Regions from separate parts of the Homo sapiens genome. Here region 1 is linked to region 2. Evidence: read pairs that join two places in POLR2A ChIA-PET (ENCODE). Cell type or tissue: GM12878. All regions are shown on one strand. Each heading gives the region's core, and the rest is flanking DNA. Links, peaks and the distances in the headings are about the cores only. Region 1 overlaps IFNGR1 (interferon gamma receptor 1). Region 2 has its middle 52 kb from the start of IL22RA2.

Region 1 (5,352 bases), core at 353-5,352, 80 kb after region 2:
TGGCTGGTATGACGTGATGAGTGATACATATTTTGATTCAGGTTTTGTCTCTAAAGTAGCACTTCTTACCACAGAGATCTATGGGGAGAAAAATTGATTAAAGATAAAAAATTGTTAAGCTTAAGTGCCTACCCTCAAAAAAAACAAAGGTCTGAAGTAATGGACCACCAAATGGCACATTTAGGATAATGGGTGAATCAGATGTTGCCATTTCTTTTTAATGAAAGGTCCCATAGTAATATTAAAAACAAAGTTTTAGAATTTTTAAAAAGCCATCAGATATCTTACTAATATATGTTGCTTTTTGTACGTTACTGTGATGGTTAATACTGAGTGTCAACTTGATTGGACTGAAGGATACAAAGTATTGATCCTGGGTGTGTCTGTGAGGGTGCTGCCAAAGGAGATTAACATTTGAGTCAGTGGGCTGGGAAAGGAAGACCCGCCCTTAACCCGAATGGGCACAATCTAATCAGCTGCCAGCATGGCTAGAATGTAAGCAGGCAGAAAAATGTGAAAAGAGAGACTGGCCTAGCCTCCCAGCCTACATCTTTCTCCCATGCTGAATGCTTCCTGCCCTTGAACATCGGACTCTGAATTCTTCAAGTTTGGAGCTTGGACTGGCTCTCCTTGCTCCTCAGCCTGCAGATGGCCTATTGTGGGACCTCTGATCGTGTGAGTTAATACTAAATAATACTAAATAAACTCCCCTTTATATATATATATATGAAAAATATAATTAATATATATTATATAATATATAATTTATAATATATAATATATAATTTATAATTTATAATATATTATATAAAATATAATTTATATTACATAAAATATATAATTTATAATATATTATATAAACATATAATTTATAATATAATATATAAAATATATAACTTATATTATATAAAATATATAATTTATAATATATTATATAAAATATATAATTTATAATATATTATATATAATATATAATATATATTATATAACATATAAAATATATATAATATATAATATATAAAATATAGATTTATATAAAGGGGAGTTTATTTGGTATTATATATATATCTTTATATATATATTCCATTAGTTCTGTCCCTCTAGAGAATCCTAATACAATTATCTTCCACATGTACGCACATTATGTTTACAAAGTGGGCACATCTACTTAAGTAATATTCTCATTACTTGCCTTCATCATTATAATTTTTAGTAGCTCATATTATTTCTTTATACTGATAAATAATTTAATAGATGGGGAAATGTTTCCAATTTTTACTAGCTATGGAACATGTTAAATATCCTGTACATCTTTTTATTTATGAAATTATTTCCTTATAATACATTTTTTAAGAGTGGAGTGACCATATCAAAGAAATGGTATGTTTACGTCACTATTACACTGAATACCCACTGTGTGCTTTTATTCTTACCAGGGCTAGATTACTTTTCACCAGCATTTACCCGTTATGCTACTGCTGGTACTACTGGATATCCAGGTTTCTTTTTTCTTCTCTAGCGCGTGTAAAATGGCATACTGCAAGGTTACTTTGTGCTTAATTACTAGTAAGAATAAAATATTATAATTCATTTGTGAGTTGACTACTAACTGTTGAGAGTTCTTATCCACTTTAAAGGTAGTTTATAGCAAATTTTAATGTGCCCTTTGAGCATCACAGATATTATTCCTGTCATATTTGACTCAAATAGATACTATTCTGTTACCTTTAAATGTTCTTTACATCAAAGGCTTTGAAATGTTGGACATTAAAATCGTCAAACTCCTACGTTAGTCTCATTTTTGGCCAACTTTCCTTTCATACTCCAACCATAATGAAGTGTTTCTGTATTTGCAGAGCTTTCAAAGTCATGCTTTCTTGGCTCTGGACCTCAGCACATTCTGTCCCCTAGTGCCTAAACTCCTGTATGTCCCTCAAGACTGCTCAGGCATTGCCTCTGGAAAAGCCATGACTAACCCCACCCCAAAGCTGGACAAAGTCCTCATGGGCTCAGGTATAAATCTTTGAATCTATCACACGTTATATAGCCAATGTATATTTATCTTTTCTTCCCCCTAGACTTTAAGATCTTTAACAGAATTGTCTCACCGTGTTTTTCCCTGAGAATAAAAAAAAAAACAAAATACTTGCTGCACAGCAAAAGACACAGTATGTGATTTTGCATGTGTGGTAGACTGACTGATTGATGGCAGGTGACATCTTGTTGAATATCATTCTACTTTAAAAACATAATTTAAGAAACTATCAAAAAAGGTTCAAGTTAACTTTTTAGTGTATATAAAAAAATTAAATACATTACCAAGGACTTGGGTAATATTATGCTTTTTTCCTTCAATGGATTAATTTTCTTAATATAAAAACAGATGAATACCAGGCTAAGCACTAGAAAGAGTAGTAAAGCAGCAACAACTGGAATCCAAAGAGAACCTTAAAAAAGGCAGAAATCACAAGTTACAATTAAGATGGAATACTGCTATTATCTATCAAAAAGTCTTAGTGCCATTCTTGAATAGATTTACAAATTAGTGAATAGGGCCAGAGTTTTAAAGAACACTGAAGGAAGCAGAAGTTAGGAAATCTGAGTAAAAAATTAGGTATCTGTCTTAGATAGCAATATGGTTCTTCCCAGCTCTGCAATTCTAGAACTTTCTGGGACTATTCTACTATGACACAACATAGTTAAAATAGCTTTTCTACAATAATTTCCTTACAGCCCTACATACAGTGTGTTTCCAGGGTTATGCATTTCTTTCGGTTAAAAATGCAAAAGAATAATTTTAAAAATACCTCTCCTTAGAAACAAATTCTGGCAGCTGGGCACAGTGGCTCAAGCCTGTAATCCCAGCACTTTGGGAAGTCGAGGTGGGCGGATCACGAGGTCAAGAGATCGAGACAATCTTGGCCAACATGGTGAAACCCCATCTCTACTAAAAATACAAAAATTAGCTGGGTGTGGTGGCATGCGCCTGTAGTCCCAGCTACGTGGGAGGCTGAGGCAGGAGAATCGCTTGGACCTGGGAAGTGGAGGTAGCAGTGAGCTGAGATTGTGCCACTGGACTCCAGCCTGGTGACAGAGCGAGACTCCATTTCAAAACAAAACAAAACAACAAAAAAAAAAAGAAAGAAATTCTGGCAATGTTTATTGCTCTTAAGATGATTTAGCCCCACTCCTCAGAATTTCCTGTTACATTTATTTCACGACTGCAAATACTTATAAAGCTTCACAGATGTACATGCACACAGCAATGCTGCACAGGAATAAAGTCCCCTTAGTTATAAACCAGACATAAATAATATAAAATAGGAAAGATTTGTTTCCAAGCACATACATCTAGAATCACCATTGTGTACTTTGCTGTAATGCTGCCTTTTATTTTTGCAGCACAATCTTCAGTATTTTTTTTTTTTCATAGTTCTCTCTTCCAAATTAACAGCACTCTAACATACTGTGACAATGTCCGGCATCCTTTAGGGCATTTTGTTACCCAGAATTTTCTAACTATGGAAGTTACTAATGAATGCTTCTATTACGCTTATTACAGGGTGTGAAAAAAGTTAAATCATTACAAAAGTAAAAAGGAAAATAACTACAAAACCAACATTAGTGCTGTTAGAAGTCCCACGGGCTGAGCAAGTGCTGGCTGCAAGGCATTGAGGCAAGCAGGCAGGGCTGCTGCTCAGGAGCCACGGCAATGCCACCGTGTGGCCATACTATCAGTGCAGTGTATAATTCAGGCTAAAAACAAATCTGCGGCATTTGCATTATTTCAAATTTTGAGCATTAAGAAGGGTTTTATTTTTCAAATAGCATAACGAAAATTAGCATAAAATGCATTGCACTGCTTTAAATCACCTATTTGAAACCTTCATATAATGGCTTGAAGTTATTAGTATTGAATTTTAGGTGTTTGTTCTGGCTCTTCAGCCTATATTTCCATTCCTCGAAAATATACTTGCATCATAAAATTTTAAACCTATGAAATCTATTCTAAAAAAATCCTAAGGAAAAAAATATATGTATACACACACACACACACACACACACACACACACACACACACACAAAGATAATCATCAAAGCATGAGTTACAATATATGCTTAAAGCAATACACAAAATCATATATACTATACAATATGATCATGTCTATGTAGAAAAACTAAAGAAAATATCAAACTGTGAATAATGGGGTATTTTTGCATGGTAGAACTACAGATTATTTTGTTTTCTTCTGGTTTTTCATATTTTATAAATTATCTATAATGAACACTTACATTTCCTAACTGCAAAGAAAAGTCCAAACTTCTTTAAGGTTCCTGACACCTGAGAGTAACAGTTCTAAAGTTCAAGTTCTAGCATATATATCTCTACCTCCCCACCCCCCACATTAAAAGATGAAATAAAATTAATTATTGTAAAATGTTATAAAAATGACCCATTATCTATTATTCAAACCCATCTATAAACTTTTTTGGATATTAATCTCGAGTCTTTGTCCAGTCCACGTCATACAGTTGTAACCAGTGATCGTTCCTGCTCTTCAGTCTTTAAATTACAATCCCCATAAAGAACATTTTAGTGGATTCACAACATCTTGCTATGGTGAAGTAACAAACTGACTTATAATTCATAATCCTGAAATGCAAACATTTGTGTAGTTTTATGTACTTATTATATATTTTTTCTTTCCTGGGTCAAGGGGCCATCACATGGCTTTCCAAATTAGTTGTTCTATATCTTTAAATGTGTGAGAAACTGCTTTATTTTTAATTTTGAACTTCTCTAAGGAATGGAACTAATGCAAATGAATATTGTTAAAACAGATCTTTTGAAACTGCAAATGAGTTTGCTTTCCTCACATGATCCTATTTTAGTTACTGCTCCCTCTATATTTAGAAAAAAAATGGCAAGAACTTACCTTTTATACTGCTATTGAAAATGGTAATACAAACTTCTTTTGACTTTTCAGTTGTAACACCCCACACATGTAAGACTCCTTCTGCTGAAACACAGTACTGAGAATTCAGTGAGGATACTGGAATCGCTAACTGGCACTGAATCTCGTCACAATCATCTTCCTTCTGCGTGAGTATTTTATACTGGATCTAGATGAAAAAAGAAAACAGTGAAAATGCACAGCTTCTTTTAATCTGAAAAAAAAAAAAAATCACCATATTAGTCCTGGTCAAACAACTGAAGAAATATATATGATTGACTTGAACATGTCTAAAAATAGCTTTACTATCAATAAGTCAATTTGTTACTTCAACACAGCACGATACTATGCATCTGTTATATTCCTTATAAAAATGGTAAATTTAAAAACTCAAATT
Region 2 (5,392 bases), core at 269-5,268:
CCCACTGGGCAGATCACTGTCCCCTCCAAGATATGCTAACATCCAAGCTGTTCACAGGCTGCTTCCTGCCATTGGTTGATGGGACACTCAGGCCTGCAGCAGCCAGGTCAGCCTCAGTGAGAGGAGGCCTGTGCTCTTCTGAGCCATGTGGGACCCCCATCCCTATTGCACAGACATTTGCTCACGAACACATTGAGAAAACACCAGGGTGTCTGGGAAAGAGACTGACTAGGTCACACGTCCACTGAGTGGGTCACCTTGTCCATTGATCCTTGACATCCTGCAGTCTTATTTGTGCTGTAAGATTGGATCCAGTCTTGCTATGCTCCTCCTGCTTCATGGCTTGATGGTCCAGAGAAGACCCATTCATGATGAGAAGTGTGGGCCACATGGTCCCAGGGGACCCCGAGGTCAGGCTTTCAGCCTCCCTCAAGGGGAGTAATAAGACAGTAGACATTTTCCAGAATGAGACTAGTTATTTGCTGAAGAGGGTGGGATTTTAGTCCAAAACCTTGGAAGCCGTGGCTGTGTGTCTACTGTCAGGGTTTGCCACCGACTTCCTGCTTGGTCTCCTCTCTAGTGTTACCTCCTCTATCTAACTTTCATATTACAGCCAGAGTAATGTTTCTAAAACTGAAATCTGGCCCTGGCTAAAATCTGATCAATAATTTATTCAATCGCAATCCTTCAACACATATTTAACAAGCACCAATTATGTGTTGGTTTCAGGTCTTGAGGATTCAGCAGAGACCAAGATAAAAAGCACTGGCGAAAACTGAGGTGGAAATTAAAGAAAAAAAATTAAAAAGAAAAAGAAATAAGCTTTCCTGTATTAGGCTGACTTATCCCAGGGGCAGCAACAGGCACAGCCCAGACCCAGGAAAAGCCTCGATAAACACTATCTGGGAAGCCAGGGCTCAAAGGAATGTGCTCTGGAGACTCTCCCAGCACTCCCTCAACCTTGGGAGGAGAAAAACAAATTTTCCTTTCTCTTATGGTATGAGTTTATAGATTCCTGTTCTCTGTAACTAGTAACTTCAAATATTCTGTTTTATCTAAGTGGTACAGTGAAGGTCCTGAGCTGTCTGAGCAGGCCTGAACTACAGCTCCCTGGGCACCATAGCAAAGGTTATGAGATAAGCCTGTGCAAGGCACTAGAGCAAAGTCTAGATAACAGCCATCTGGGCTGCATAGCAAAGGTCATGTGTAATTCTGGGTTATGTACCTGTCACAATTTGATTAACTGCCTTTGTTCTGCCCTGTATCCTTGCTTTCATGCCACTATGCTTTGTGCCACTGTAAGCTTGTTTCAGGCTAGCCCACCCTCTTTTAGAAGTGTGTATACAAGTCAAGTCTGTCTTTGTTCTGGGCCCAGTCTCTGGATGATCATCCACTGGGTCTGATTGCACTCAATAAAATCATCCTGCTCTTCCCCGTGGTCTCTCTAGTCCTCCTGATTCCCGCAAGAAAACCACAATTACTTTTGCACAAACCTAATACTACACATATGTGTGTATGTAAACTTATATATTTTTTAAGTTTAAAAAATGAATTAAAAATTACATGAATCTATATGTAAATATATATAATATTATATATGTGTGAATATATGAGAGATATATATTTAATTTTCTTTCCTATTTCTTACCTCACCACGTCTATAGGGTGTGTTGGCAGTTGTTAATTTTCAACTTGTCCACAGAATACAGTGAATTAGTTCTTCTGGGACTTAAGAACCAAGTGGCTGAGCTGCTTGTTGGCAGTATGAACTAGAAAAGTCATCTCTTTTTCTGGGCTGAACTCAAATACAAAAATTTTCAATTCATCTAGTAAACGCAAGGGACTGTAAACCAAATGTTGCTTCCAAACCCTGAGGAGGTCCACCGAGTGACCTTTTTTAATGGTAGGGGGTAAAAAGGATAGCGACATGTCACTTAATTCAGAGGGTATCTCACAGTGTGCTGAACCTCCTAGGACTTGACTGATTGGGTAGGTTCCTGAATTTTATGAATTTTATTTCCTTCCCTCTGGCACACACGTATCCTACTAAATCATGTGGGTGAGGGTTACTTCTGGCTCTCCAGCTCTGTCAGCCCAGTCTCCTCTGAGCAGTAGACAGTGCCATGTCCTGCAGATGGTAGAGCACTCCAGTTCTCTCCTGAAGGTGTGTTTCTGGTGTTCTATATTGACTAAAATAGAGAAAAATAGATTTGCCTGATGAAAAGCTGCATACTGGTTTTCAGAGGTTGTGTTGACTTTCTCCAATCAATGACTGTTTTTTCAACAGCAGCTATAACAGGAGTTACTACCTGATTAAACCTACAATTACTCTTTGTCATTTTCCAAAACCCACTTACTTTTTTTCAGACCAAAAAAGCTAGTGAATGAGTATACAGGCACATGGTAATAAAAGTCAAACAAACTTCCATTTGTTTGTATTAGAGCTTTTAAATCTTCTAGAGACAATACCTCCCTTCATTCCTCTAAAGCCTTGACTTCAAGGGACATTTTATTCCAGGGTATCATAGAGGAAATTTGATTAAAGGCAAGCATTAGCTTCTAGTGTCCCATCTCTTACCTATGTTTTCACTGCCCTCAGCTCTAACAAGGCTAAAATATACACACAAATTTTCTCTGTCTCTCAAGGCCTGTTATTTGGAACCAGTGATGGTACTAATTTATGTAGTAGGCTGGTCTCTTAGGTGTAAGCAGCAGAAACCAAATCTGGGTAATTTAAACAGAAAAAGGACGGTATTAAAAGGATGTTGATTAGAGAAAAGCAATTTGAAACCATAAGCAGGAACTAAACCAGCTTTAACTTTCTGCTGATTCCTTCATTAATAATGAGTTCAATAAATCTTTAACATGTGTTATATTCATGAGGCTGGGAGATCTGTTTTAACTGAATATTGTACTTTGACAATTTTTGGAGATTCCACATAGATGTCCCAGGAAACTCCCCTTCTGAAATTAATTAGGCTTATTGAATTTTGCACTGATTGATGCCAGGTATTTCTTGTGCTCTTGGAGACAATCTCAAGCAGCAATAAACACTTACCCTGCTGGCTCTGTTTCTCTGTTCTTTTCCCTTCTTCAAGTCTGTTTTTGTTTTTGTTTCTGTTTCTGTTCTGAGCTACATCTATTCATCCAATTATGCCTTGTCTAATTTAAGTTTGGTCCATATTTATTTTTTCACTGAAGTTCAGGGACTAGTATTAATACATACCCAGCCTGTCTCTACTGAGATCGCCACCCTGTGTACATGTGAGTCTGGCTTGTGCACAGCTAATCTGTTACTCTCCTTTTGTGGCAGCAGTGGATGGAGATCTGGTTCTATGCACTGACTTTTTTTGTCATCTCTGTTGGAATGACAAAGATCTATTCTTCTTTGGCAGATACTATACACACACACACACACACACACACATTGTGAGCTTTGCTGGTCTGCTAAAATGCTAGTGTACGAAAGACAGTTCTCAATGTCCTGTCTTCCAGAGTTTTCCATGAAAGAGAAATTAATTACTTTGTTTAAAAGTTATGATTACTCTATGTGGTTGAGACTATCCTAAGTAAAGTGGAGGCAGAGAAGTATGAATGTAGAATCTAGGTAATAATGGGATGAGTTATTATTTAGCAAGGAAGAGAAAGAGTAGACTTTCTTATAGGAGAGCATCTTGTTAAAGAAGTAGTAAAGAAAAAACCTGATATGATATTTAAGGTTTATAGAAGGCTTGCAGAAAGAGAATTTTATTTGCCTTGGATTAATACCTAAAGGTAAATGAATCTGAAAAGAAGCAACACAATGTGCTAAAAGTTTTGGCAAAGTTGGCTCAATTTTGACAGGTTTGTTTGTAAGATTTTTTTAAAAAAGAAAACACATGAATACCGTGTTAATGCAAGACTATAAATTTTTTCCTCTGTTAAAATGTGATAAGTTGGACTTGCAGTCCTCAGTCTGTGCTTATTAAGAGGTAGTAAATTATCCTTTACCTTTGTGTTATTTCAAATGGCAGAGATTACATATCTCATCAAAATAACTTTCTATGCTTTATGCTGACTTTGGTTTGTTTTTTGTTTGTTTGTTTTTTAAAGACAGGTTCTCGCTCTGTCACCAAGGCTGGAGTGCAGTGACATGATCATAGCTCACTGTAACTGTGAACCCCTGGCCTCAAGCAATCCTCCTGCCTTCGCCTCCCAAAGTGTCTAGATTACAGGCATGAGTCATTTGTACCTGGCCTGTTCTTGATTATTAAACAAACAAGTAAGCAAGCAAGCAAAGAATAAAAGTTACTTCTGAGTAAGCTAAGTTTTCCTACGATGGTGTTACCTTCTGTTGGGTTTATTTTTAAATGCTACATGAGCCTCTTATTAATAAGGGGCCAAACCACCTACTATGGCTATACGCTGATCACTAGCACCTGTGTAATGCTCTGAACTAGAAACCATCCACTTGTGTTGTTTCAGTTTTGCCTTCCCAAGATCAGATCTTAGATTCATAAAATTTTTTTCTTAAAAACGTTTTGCACTAAACAAACTATGTGGTTCCTCTGAGGTTCTTCCCAGATTAAAAATTGATTTTTTAAATTAAACTTTATAAAAAGAGGGGGGCTAAAAATAATTAGTTTTGGGGTGGTCTATTTTTCTTAACTCGTTCAACGCTATCATGACAGCTTCATGGAAAAGGTTAAATAAATGAGGCTCAGCTGTTCCTAGGTTAGTTCTGTGCTGGTAAAGTCCTACTGATAAGTGTGTTTCAGAGCTTGTTACAACTTGGCAGGATGGATTGGAAAGCCCTGGATATTTGTTAACAATTCTAACTGTTTATAGACTATTCTTATCTTCAGGGGAAATATTGATCAAATCCTCAGAAGGCAATTATGTATTATACCCTAGTAGAAAATTTTACTTTCCTTCATTCTGATTTTGTTAGTTATTATACTAACTGCAGCCAGTCTGTCTTCTTATAAACCAGTGGTCTCAGCCCTTCTCTTATACTTGCCTGAAGCCTCTGCTATAAGCTACAACTCTAGAAATGGATCTTTATCAAAAAAGGATAGTTTCAGAAATTTAGTGGAAAGGACTCTACCAGAAACTTCTACACTTATTGTTACTTCCAAGACTGGACTCACGCAGACATGGCTTCTGAGTGGGCATTACTTAGACTACTGTCAGACTGTCCAGAAAAGACATGAACTCTTGAAACTAGACTTCTCCCCAATATCCAGTGAGGCAAGACTTAATTAAGACAAATGATGGGCCGGGCATGGTGGCTCATGCCTGTAATCCCAGCACTTTGGGAGGCCAAGGCAGGTGGATCACGAGGTCAGGAGTTCGAGACCAGCCTGGCCAAGATGATGAAACCCCGTCTCTACTAAAAATACAAAAATTAACC

Evidence for each region. ChIA-PET counts read pairs that join two places held together with the same protein. Peaks named below come from ENCODE experiments on the same cell type or tissue, not always from the same donor. Only the 100,000 strongest peaks of a DNase experiment are listed, where the experiment ranks them.
Region 1: POLR2A ChIA-PET joins it to region 2 with 7 read pairs; 4 of 35 experiments call an interaction of 5 or more read pairs at or near these places.

The regions. Positions count from the first base shown.
Region 1 is chr6:137,198,562-137,203,913 of GRCh38, forward strand. It overlaps IFNGR1 (interferon gamma receptor 1), which reads right to left. Exons shown (of 7, transcript NM_000416.3): 5 at 4,938-5,124; 6 at 2,320-2,447; 7 at 1-78. Among named protein-coding and RNA genes, the nearest start is that of IFNGR1, 18 kb to the right of the region's middle. In GM12878, for the core only: a CTCF peak has its summit at 3,708 (motif pointing left); no DNase peak of the experiment used is centred there.
Region 2 is chr6:137,118,514-137,123,905 of GRCh38, forward strand. No RefSeq gene overlaps it. Among named protein-coding and RNA genes, the nearest start is that of IL22RA2, 52 kb to the right of the region's middle. RefSeq lists an enhancer at 3,039-3,208. In GM12878, for the core only: no CTCF peak of the experiment used is centred there; no DNase peak of the experiment used is centred there; H3K4me3 peaks cover 664 bases; H3K27ac peaks cover 4,087 bases.